Linked DNA regions of Homo sapiens: region 1 is linked to region 2. The links are chromatin contacts, found by Hi-C in ENCODE. All regions are on one chromosome and are shown on one strand. Each heading gives the region's core, a stretch centred on a gene start or an enhancer-like site at or near the end of the contact. The rest is flanking DNA. Distances are from core to core; before and after follow the strand shown.

What was found. A loop is a pair of places that touch in the nucleus more often than their neighbours do. Pooled maps may share reads with other maps.
Region 1: a loop to region 2 is called in a pooled map, with 17 times the contacts of the local background. The contact joins the promoter of BUD31 here to the promoter of ZNHIT1 in region 2. A Hi-C loop is called at or near these places in 6 of 50 pooled maps.

Annotation. Positions count from the first base shown.
Region 1 is chr7:99,405,728-99,410,561 of GRCh38, reverse strand. BUD31 (BUD31 spliceosome associated protein) reads right to left here and starts at 1,593. Exons shown (of 6, transcript NM_003910.4): 1 at 1,317-1,593; 2 at 393-528. It overlaps PDAP1 (PDGFA associated protein 1), which reads left to right and starts at 1,965. Exons shown (of 6, transcript NM_014891.7): 1 at 1,965-2,026. The coding sequence starts at 2,014. MIR12119 (microRNA 12119) reads right to left here and starts at 1,390; the gene lies at 1,298-1,390. RefSeq lists an enhancer at 1,537-1,926 and a silencer at 2,137-2,196.
Region 2 is chr7:101,214,659-101,219,837 of GRCh38, reverse strand. ZNHIT1 (zinc finger HIT-type containing 1) reads right to left here and starts at 1,673. Exons shown (of 5, transcript NM_006349.3): 1 at 1,621-1,673. The coding sequence starts at 1,642. PLOD3 (procollagen-lysine,2-oxoglutarate 5-dioxygenase 3) reads left to right here and starts at 2,257. Exons shown (of 19, transcript NM_001084.5): 1 at 2,257-2,672; 2 at 3,052-3,143; 3 at 3,292-3,428; 4 at 3,512-3,675; 5 at 3,818-3,930; 6 at 4,686-4,749. The coding sequence starts at 2,564. RefSeq lists enhancers at 1,326-1,867, 1,961-2,080, 2,629-3,151 and silencers at 2,181-2,460, 2,601-2,650, 2,711-2,830.

The DNA.
Region 1 (4,834 bases), core at 344-2,843, 1.8 Mb after region 2:
ATTTAAAAAGGCAAAGATGGAAGGTCAGGCACGGTGGCTCATGCCTGTAATTCTGGTCTTGGCCAGCACCTTGGGAGGCTGAGATGGGAGGATCACTTGAGCCCAGGAATTTGAGACCAGTCTGAGCAATGAGGTGAAACCCTATCTCTACCAAAAAAAAAAAAAAATCAAAAAAATTAACTGAGCATGGTGGTGGGTGCCTGTGGTCTGAGCTACACGGAAGGCTGAGGCAAGAGGATCACTTGAGCCCAGGAGGTTGAAAGTCTTCAGTTAGCCATGTTCACACTACTGCACTCCAGCCTAAGTGACGGAGTGAGACCATGTCTCAATAACAAACAAAACAAAACAAAACATAAAATAAAAAGGGAAAGATGACTGTAAAATCAAAGTACCTTAGGATGTGCTTTCCAAGAGTATAGACAGCAGAAAGATCTCTCGTCTCTGCAGTTGCAGGCTTGGATTCTTGTTCAGCTCTAAAAAATTATTCTGTGACTTTCAGGTCACCTTCCCTCTCTGGTCCTGTTTCTTCTGTAAAATGAGGGCAGTGGATTGGCTGATTGCCAAGGTCTCTTTCACACCAAACAACATATTACATAAAGTCAGGTAGTTCCCATACAAGAGGCCGATCCCAATCTAAATAGCAAAGCGTTTTTCAAACCACACAGCATTTCCTTGCTGCCAGAGAGAACCCAGGTTAAGTATTTACCTTTCAGCATAACAGATTCATCTCTCTCAAATTCATTCAGTCACTCCCTTCTGTACTGACACTTTACAAAGACCCACCCCCCCCCCGCCCACAGAGCCTCCTCTCATGAACTCTCTAAAACAACCATATAGAGGAGGAATCAAACTCTATAAGGTAGAATCAGGGTCACACAGCTGAGAATTTGCAAAACCTGACTCTGGAGGGCTCCTGACTCCCAAATCAGTGGTCTTCGCACTAGTCTCCCCTACGCTGAAGCTAAAAATAGGTGAATTCTGGTCTCGGCCCCAAGGCGCATAGTCTGTGACAAGAGAATGATCGCTTTTCTACGACCCAGGGAAATTCGAGGGCCCTGATCCAGCCTGGAAGTCAGAAGAGGCCTCTCGGAGGTGAAAATGGTAGGCGGTAACCAGATCGAGGAGAAAGAGGACGTAGGAGGTAATCAGATCGAGAAGAAAGATGTGCCGGGAGGTGTAAGAGAGATTGGGGCGCTAGGGGAAGGAGGCGAGGAGGAGCGAAGGAAGATAGTGCAGGATTGTAGGGAAAACTCATAAAAAGGACAGCATCTGAACCCAGCTTAGAAAAACAATCAGAACACAGAAGACGTTCCTACCAGAGGAAACGGCGCGAGAATCCTAGAGGAAAACCCCCAAATCTACCGTCCCCTCAGAAGAACGAACGTGGCGCCGCCTCCTCTCGGGAGCTCTCTCCGGCCTCAAGGTCCAAAGCCCGAACACATCCCAGTGGCTGGCTGAGAGTCCAGCCACTCATATCTCCCTCCAGGACGGTGCAGACCACCGGTCTCCCGCCTCAGCCGTTGCCAAGGTAATCGAGAACAGAGGGAAAACACATACCGGAAGCTCCTGGAGCTTGGGTAGCTGCTTCTCGACAGAAGGCTTCCGCTCTTCAGGCGATCTCTAAGGCATGAGGTCCTTGCGGAGCCCCGCCCTACCCGCGCGGAGATTGCGTCATCTTAGGTGTCCTCAGCAATGCCTGTATAGAATTCCAGAGCCGCTGTTGCCATTTGCCCTCACTTCCGGTGGGTGGCAGGCAGGGCCACGCGTCTTCCCGAACGGAGAGACTAGGGGCGTTGTTGCCTGGCAGCAGACGGGCAAGCCTGGACTTAGGCGGCGCGCAGGACGGTCCGACTTCGTGCGGAGGCCTCCCTGAGGTCCGGGTCCTTGCGGCCACTGCGGCCACTGAAGCGGCGGCGGCGGCTGGCCCAGGAGGAAGAAGTCGAGCCCAAGCTATTTCCGGTTCCGGTGTCAGTTCGAGGCGCCGCCGCCGCCGCCGCAGCCGCCGGAGCCGCAATGCCTAAAGGAGGTGAGGGGCGGGCGCCGGTGGCCCGCAGGCCTGGAGGGGCGGCCCAGGTCCGGCTTCCGCTGTCCCCTCAGCCCGTGCGCGTCTCTGAGAGCAGCGCAGAGGGAGGCTGTCCGCACCGGCTGAGAGCCAGGCCTGGGCCTCGACGCCCAATTGTCCCGATGGGGAAACTGAGGACTGTGGTGTCCCAGAGTCACTCCGTCAGTGGTCTGAGGAGTTTCGGAAGCTCTGGGTCCTCGCCGGCCTAGAAAGCCGGATCTAGGATGCGCTTCTCCGGGTCTAGGGGTTCTGGAATTTATCCCACTCTTTGGCTGGCTAGGAACTGAGTCACCGCGTCCCGCGCTTGTGCCGGGCCCGCCTGCCTCTCGCGTAAAACGTGGGCTTTTTCTGGCTTCGGTTCAGCCAGGCCTGCCTAGGAGGACTTAAGGAGATGCCCATGAGCCTTCCAGACCTGGTTTCGACTCCCCCGTTCGGTAGCGGCTCGGTGTGTTCCTTTGAGCCAGTCGCTCCACCTCCTGTGTCTCCGTTTTCTCATTTGCCAATGGGAATAACGATTGTACCTACCTCTTAGTACTGTTGGGAGGCTTCAACTAGGTAATCCACGTGGAGTGCGCAGTACAGTGCCAGGCAGTCGTTAAAAGTGCCCAGTGAAGCAGTAACTATTCTTATTTTTAAGGCTTTGCCAGCTCTTGATCTTGTAAGTAGGTTCATGACTGCCCAGTCCATTGTAGCCCGTCCTCTATCTTCTAGCCCGTTCTCTATCCTGTTTCCCCCTTTAGAATCGATAGTCCCCAGTTTGAATCCCAGCTATGTCACGTCTAATTCTGTGGCCCTGAACAAGTTAACCTCTTCCTCATCTGAAACACTGGGCTAATCCTTAGCTTGTTGAATTGGGGCCGGGGTGGTAAAATTATAGCGCTCATAAAGTGCCTGGCCACCTCCTGGCACAGAACAAATATATTTGTGTTGGTAGCTCATGTGTTATATTGGTTAATGCACTCAACCCACAGAAACATCTGCCTGTAGCGTTTTCAAACCTAAATCGCTTCCTGACTCCAGAGATAATTGGGCATTACAGAGCTAAATGTGTTTAAACCTAGCTCTCTACTGATTTATTCTGTGGCTGGAAAAGTCTCTCTGCTATTGTTCCCCAGTCCCTTCATCTGTAAAAGGAGGTTGCTGAATGAGCCATCCTCCCTCCGAAGTTTTACTTAATGGATACTTTGGGTAAAGGTTGGAGGTTACAACGATAAAACCTTAAATATGAATTCATAGCTAAATGGTCTTTGGGCTTGTGAAAAGCTTTTTGGGGTAGACAAGGTTTACATTTTCTTGGGTTAATCTGAAAACCACAAAAAACCGTGAAGGTGTTAAAAGTATCAAACTCCCTAAGAGCAAAGGACCAACGCTTGTTTCCATTATGTTAAGTGCAAATCGTTTTTTAAAGTCTTGAAGAGTCTACTATAAAATTACTGTGGACCAAGCTAAGGTCAGGGTCCCATAGCCAAGTGCATGAGAGGAGAGCCTATAGTAATCAATTTTGAGTTGTTACTGTTGCCTGGTGTATTAAGAGAGCAAGAAAGGGTGTTGGTTTTTTTCTTGGCACACTTGCTCTCTCACAATAGGACTTTAATAAGCATAGACTTAGACACCCCTGGGAACCTAGGTAGTCATTAAAAATGGGTGGTGTGATCTTTAGCAGCCCAATTATGGCTTTGCAGCTGCTGTAAGGAATCAGAGGAGGCCAGTATCTCTGCTACCGCCTCTGGAGTGCAGAGCAACTCTGGCTGATTACAGAGTCTCTGCTCACAGAGACAGACTATGGAAATCAGGTGGGCCTCAGCTTCCTGTGTGGAAGTTGAGGCCACAGCCACCCTTGCATACTTGGGGACCAGCAGAGGGGGATGCCACCTTGCTTTAAAACTGGCTGATGGCTTAAGCAAGGGTCAGCCTGGTGTTCTGGCTGAAGAGGGTCAGACTATAAAACTGACACTTTAACTGCTAGTCACATTTTTAACTTTTAGACTGTGTAGTCAGGTTTGTTTTCATCTGTACTTTGCCAGTCATTTCTTAGTCTAAGCACAAAGTTTTTGCCTGTAGGTTTGGGTTTCTTTTTTTTCCCTTAAGTATTCTCTTTTTGCCATACTACTAAGGTGAACACAAGGTATTTTATTGTGTTTCCAACATCTGCAGTAAATTGCTTATGTGCTCAGTGGTGCTTTTGTTGTTGTTTTTCCACCAAATACTAGATTAGAGGGAAAAGTAACGAACAGCGATTTTTTTATTTTTTTGAGACGGAGTCTCGCTCTGTGGCCCAGGCTGGAGTGCAGTGGCTCAATCTCGGCTACTGCAACCTCTGCCTCCTGGGTTCAAGCGATTCTCCTTTCTCAGCCTCCCAAGTAGCTGGGATTACAAACATGTGACACCATGCCCAGCTAATTTTTGTATTTTTAGTAGTGAGGGGGTTTCACCATGTTGACCAGGCTGGTCTTGAACTGGCCTCAAGTGATCTGCCCGCCTTGGCCTCCCAAAGTGCTGGGATTACAGGCATCAGCCACTGTGCCTGGATATTAGCGAACATTTTTGTAGTGCTTATTCAGTAGCAGGCACTGTTCCAGCAGCTTTCTGTATATTGATTAATTCATCTATCTTTGTGACAACCCTGTAAGGTAGGGACACAGATGAGGAAACTGAGACTGAGAGGTTAAATACCTGCCCAAAGTCATCAAGCCAGTAAGCGTAGAACCTGGGAGTTGGACTCTAAACTTCGTGGTGTTTCGCAGTCTGCTTTGGTCTAAGTCTCCTGGTCTA
Region 2 (5,179 bases), core at 424-2,923:
GCCTAACTGGTGAATGACCTGGCTAGGGGAGACAGCGGGGTATTTCAGACCTTGAGGCCAACATGAAAAAACTGATGGCTGGGAGACTGCGATGCCTTTGAAAAACTGAGAGGGCCAAGCGCAGTGGCTCATGCCTGTAATTCTAGCATTTTGGGGGGCCGAGGCGGGTGGATCACGAGGTCAGGAGATCAAGACCATCCTGGCTAACATGGTGAAACCCTGTCTCTACTAAAAATACAAAAGATAAGCTGGGTGTGGTGGCGGGCGCCTGTAGTCCCAGCTACTCCAGAAGCTGAGGCCAGAGAATGGTGTGAACCCGGGAGGCAGAGCTTGCAGTGAACCGAGATTGCGCCACTGCACTCCAGCCTGGGGGACAGAGCAAGACTCCGTCTCAAAAAGAAAAAAAAAGAAAGAAAGAAAAACTAAAAGGGCCAAGCGCAGTGGCTCATACTTGTAATCCTAGCATTTTGGAAGGCCGAGGCAGGAGGATCACATGAGCTCAGGAGTTCAAGACCAGCCTGGGCAACATAGTGAGACACCCATCTCAACAAAAAATATAAAAACTAGCCCAGCATGGTGGCCTGCACCCACCTGTAGTTCCACCTACTCAGGTGGCTGAGGTGGAAGAATCACTTGAGCATGGGAGGTTGAGGCTGCAGTGAGTTATATAGAACCACTGCATTCCAGCCTGGGTGACAGAGCAAGACTCTGTCTAAAAAAAAAAAGTCTTTGCTGGCTCTCCAGTGTTTCCCTACAGAGTTCAAACTCCTGGGCAGTGTGTATAATGCCTTTCAAAATGTAACCTTTCCCCAGCCTTCGATCCTTTCTTATTACTCTGTAAGATCCAAACTGTGAACTTGGCTTCCTAAGCGACTTGCTTTTTCTTGCTTCACTGCCTTTGCACGTGAGGTTCCCACTGAGAGAAACCCTAACTAGACTTTCAAGACTCAATTCAAGCTTTTTCATTTTTCCTTCAAGCTTTCACAGTCCCCTGCCTCCCAGAACCTGGGCTAGATGCCACGTCTCCCTGTTCCCAGGCGCTGTGCTTCCCTCTGCCATAGCACAAATCACAAATCACAGTAAAATACAGTGTTAGGTCTGCGTTTCTGCCCCCCTTCCAGAAAAAGCCAATGCTTGGATAAGAGGGGTCTTTCTCCTCTTCATCCCCAGCGCCCGGCTTGGAGCAGGCACCAATAAAACGTGAATGAAGGGTCAACGCCAGGACCCGAGGGCTGAGGAAGGGATTTACGAGGAATAGCTGGGGCCGGGCGCGGCAGCTCACGCCTGTAATCCCAGCACTTTGGAAGGCCCACGCAGGAGGATCGCTTTGAGGCCAAGAGTTGGAGACCAACCTGGGCAACATAGCGAGAGCCCGTCACCACATAACAAATTAAAAATTAACCAGGCGTGGGGCCTCATGCTTGCAGTTCCAGCCACTCCGGAGGCTGAGGTGGGAGGATGGTTTGATCCCAGGAAATCGAGGCTGCAGTGAGCTATGACTATGCCACTGCACTCCAGCCTAGGCGAAAGAGCGAGACCAAAAAAGAGGAATGACTAGGTAAGAAAATTCTAGGACTGACTTGGGAAGGGGAAGGGGGCGAACCGCGGGGGCTCACATACCCGAAGTTTTCTTCTCCACCATTGGCACAACACAACTGTCGGAAGAAACTGCTGCGCACGCGTACTAACCCCAAGGCTTTAGTAGGGGCGCCATCACTTCCGGTAGCTTGTACTTCTGCGCGTGCGCCACAGCTTTGACTCATTACGTGGCGTTTCCTTGGAGACAAGAAAGCTTTTCGCCATGTTTTATAGGGGCAAAACCACTTCCGGCCTCAGTGTGGAGGTGTAAATCTTGTGGGAGCCACGAAATGGGTCATTTTAAAGATGTGGTCACGGTGTTCTTACAAGAAATCTTATTTTCCTTTGGTCCTTGTGAAGATGCTGTGATCACAAAGGCAGCCCCTGGAGCTTCTCCGGGCAGAAGAGGAGGTGGGCTGGACTGTCAAAGAAAGTGGCTGGCTTCCGTGGGCAATCCGAGGTTCCTAGTGGCCCTCTGCAGAAAGCTGAACTCCCAGTTCCCCCAGGCCTCCGTCCCGCGGCGGACTCCTAGGCTTCCTCCCTCCCTGTCGCCGCCAGCCTCTCGCTCTCCCCGTCTTCCGCCCGCACTCTCTGGGCAGGGCTGCGGCCAGGACCCGCCCCCGCGTCCCGCCCGACCCTCCGCCAGGGGTCACTTCCCCTGTCCAGGTTTCAGCTTCCACATGTGTCAAGCGGCTGGCTCAGCCCAGAGTCCCTGTCTCCCGCCCGCCGGCCCGAGCCGCCGCCCCTCCCCCGCCTCCCGTGCGCCCGGGACAATCCTCGCCTTGTCTGTGGCGCCGGCATCTGGAGCTTTCTGTAGCCTCCGGATACGCCTTTTTTTCAGGGCGTAGCCCCAGCCAAGCTGCTCCCCGCGGCGGCCGCACAGCAGCCCGAGCGCCCCCTTTCCAGAGCTCCCCTCCGGAGCTGGGATCCAGGCGCGTAGCGGAGATCCCAGGATCCTGGGTGCTGTCTGGGCCCGCTCCCCACCATGACCTCCTCGGGGCCTGGACCCCGGTTCCTGCTGCTGCTGCCGCTGCTGCTGCCCCCTGCGGCCTCAGCCTCCGACCGGCCCCGGGGCCGAGACCCGGTCAACCCAGGTGAGATCCCGGGGAGGCCCGGCACGGCCGAGGGGGCAGAGGCTGGCGTGCCTGCCAGCCTGGCCCGGAGAGGGTCGGAGGCTCGAGGAGGTGTCTGGCCCGTCCCCCGCCCAGCGTGCTCTTGAGGCTGAGTCGCGCCAAGCCCCTCGCCCATCACTACCCTGAACTGGGGTTTCCAGCCTCCCTATGCAAAGGGACTCGGAATTCCTGGGCACCACTCCCACCCTGCCCTCCTTGGGGTCAGAGTGTTCCTGGGTGAGAAGAGTTTAAGAATGGGAAGGAAGAAAGGGAGGGAAGTCGAGTGAGAGGGAGGACAGCAAAGCACGTGAGGCCCGGAGCTGGGCGGTGGATCTCAAGTGCCATTTCCCTCTGGTAACAGAGAAGCTGCTGGTGATCACTGTGGCCACAGCTGAAACCGAGGGGTACCTGCGTTTCCTGCGCTCTGCGGAGTTCTTCAACTACACTGTGCGGGTGAGGAGAGGGAAAGGCCCCTGGGAGGGGGTCCCAGCAGGAGGGGTGGGCTGAAGTCTGGATGCCCAGGTCCCCACGGTAAGCCTGGTCAGGAGTTCCCCCCACAACTCCCCACCCCTTGCCTGGCACGGGGCAATCTTCTCCACAGACCCTGGGCCTGGGAGAGGAGTGGCGAGGGGGTGATGTGGCTCGAACAGTTGGTGGAGGACAGAAGGTCCGGTGGTTAAAGAAGGAAATGGAGAAATACGCTGACCGGGAGGATATGATCATCATGTTTGTGGATAGGTAACGGGGCTGGGGATAGGGAGCGGGGTAAGGATGCTGAGGTTCCCAGTGGACCCCTGCCCATCCTCCCCTTCCTCACCCAGCTACGACGTGATTCTGGCCGGCAGCCCCACAGAGCTGCTGAAGAAGTTCGTCCAGAGTGGCAGCCGCCTGCTCTTCTCTGCAGAGAGCTTCTGCTGGCCCGAGTGGGGGCTGGCGGAGCAGTACCCTGAGGTGGGCACGGGGAAGCGCTTCCTCAATTCTGGTGGTGAGTGGCAGAGTGCCCAAGGCAGAGGGGCCAAGAGCGGTGGGACACAGAGTGTTAAAGGCGCCTGAGGGCTGGAGACAGCCTGGGGGACAGGCCCTGGGACCCTGGGAGTCTCGAGGTCAACACTCCCCCTCCCCGCCAGGATTCATCGGTTTTGCCACCACCATCCACCAAATCGTGCGCCAGTGGAAGTACAAGGATGATGACGACGACCAGCTGTTCTACACACGGCTCTACCTGGACCCAGGACTGAGGGTAGGGAAGGCAGAGGAGTGGGCGCATCCCGCAGCTCTGTGGGAGTGGAGGCCTCAGGCTGAATGGGATTTGGGGAGCAAAGGGGGTTGCAAAGAGAAAAATGTGTGCCTGGGCGTGGTGGCTCACGCCTGTCATCCAAGACTTTTGGGAGGCTTAGGCAGGAGGATTGCTTGAGTCCAGGAATTTAAGACCAGCCTGGACAACATAGTTGAGACCTCATCTCTACAAAAAAAAAGAAAGAAAAAATTAGCCAGGCTTCATGGTGTACGCCTGTAATCCCAGCTACTTGGGAGGCTGAGGTGGGACCATCACTTGAGCCCAGGAGTTTGAGGATGTTTTGCACCACTGCATTCCAGCCTGGGTGACAGAATGAGACTCTGTCTCTCACAAAAAAAGGAAAACCATGGTGGCTCATGCCTATAATCCCAGCACTTTGGGAGGCTGAGGCGGGTGGATCACCTGAGATTGGGAGTTTGAGACCAGCCTGGCCAACATGGTGAAACCCCGTCTCTACTAAAAATACAAAAATTAGCCAGGCGTGGTGACACTCTCCTGTAGTCCCAGTTACTTGGAAGGCTGAAGCAAGAGAATCAATTAAACCGGGAGGCAGAGGTTGCAGTGAGCTGAGATCGTGCCATTGCACTCCAGCCTAAGCAACAAAAGCAAGAGAAGAAAAAAAGAGAGAGAAAAGTGAGAAATGATGTCCTTTCCACTCCTTCCATTTTAACCACTCCATCGCATCTCATTCCATTTAGGAGAAACTCAGCCTTAATCTGGATCATAAGTCTCGGATCTTTCAGAACCTCAACGGGGCTTTAGGTGAGGAGGAAGACAGCCGCAGGTGGGCGATGCGCAGCCTCTGCAGCTAGGGGTCTTGAGCTGGGAGAGGCTTCTGGAGGAGCTGGGCTGATCCAAGCCCACCTCTATGTGGTTTTGTCAGGCGTCTGAGTGGCTGGTTGTGTAAGTTGCACTGTGCTGATGGTACTACCAGAAGCAAGGGAAGCAAAAACGTGTCTGGCATCTGTTGCACACATGCTGTGCCTGGGCACCGGGCCAGGGACTTTTTTTTTTGAGACAGAGTTTCGCTCTGTTGCCCGGGCCGGAGTGCAGTGGTCCAATCTTGGCTCACTGCAGCCTCCACCTCCCGGGTTCAAGTGATTCTTCTGCCTCAGCCTCCCGAGTAGCTGGGATTACAGGCATGCGCCACCACGCCCAGCTCATTTTGTATTTTTAGTAGAGACAGGGTTTC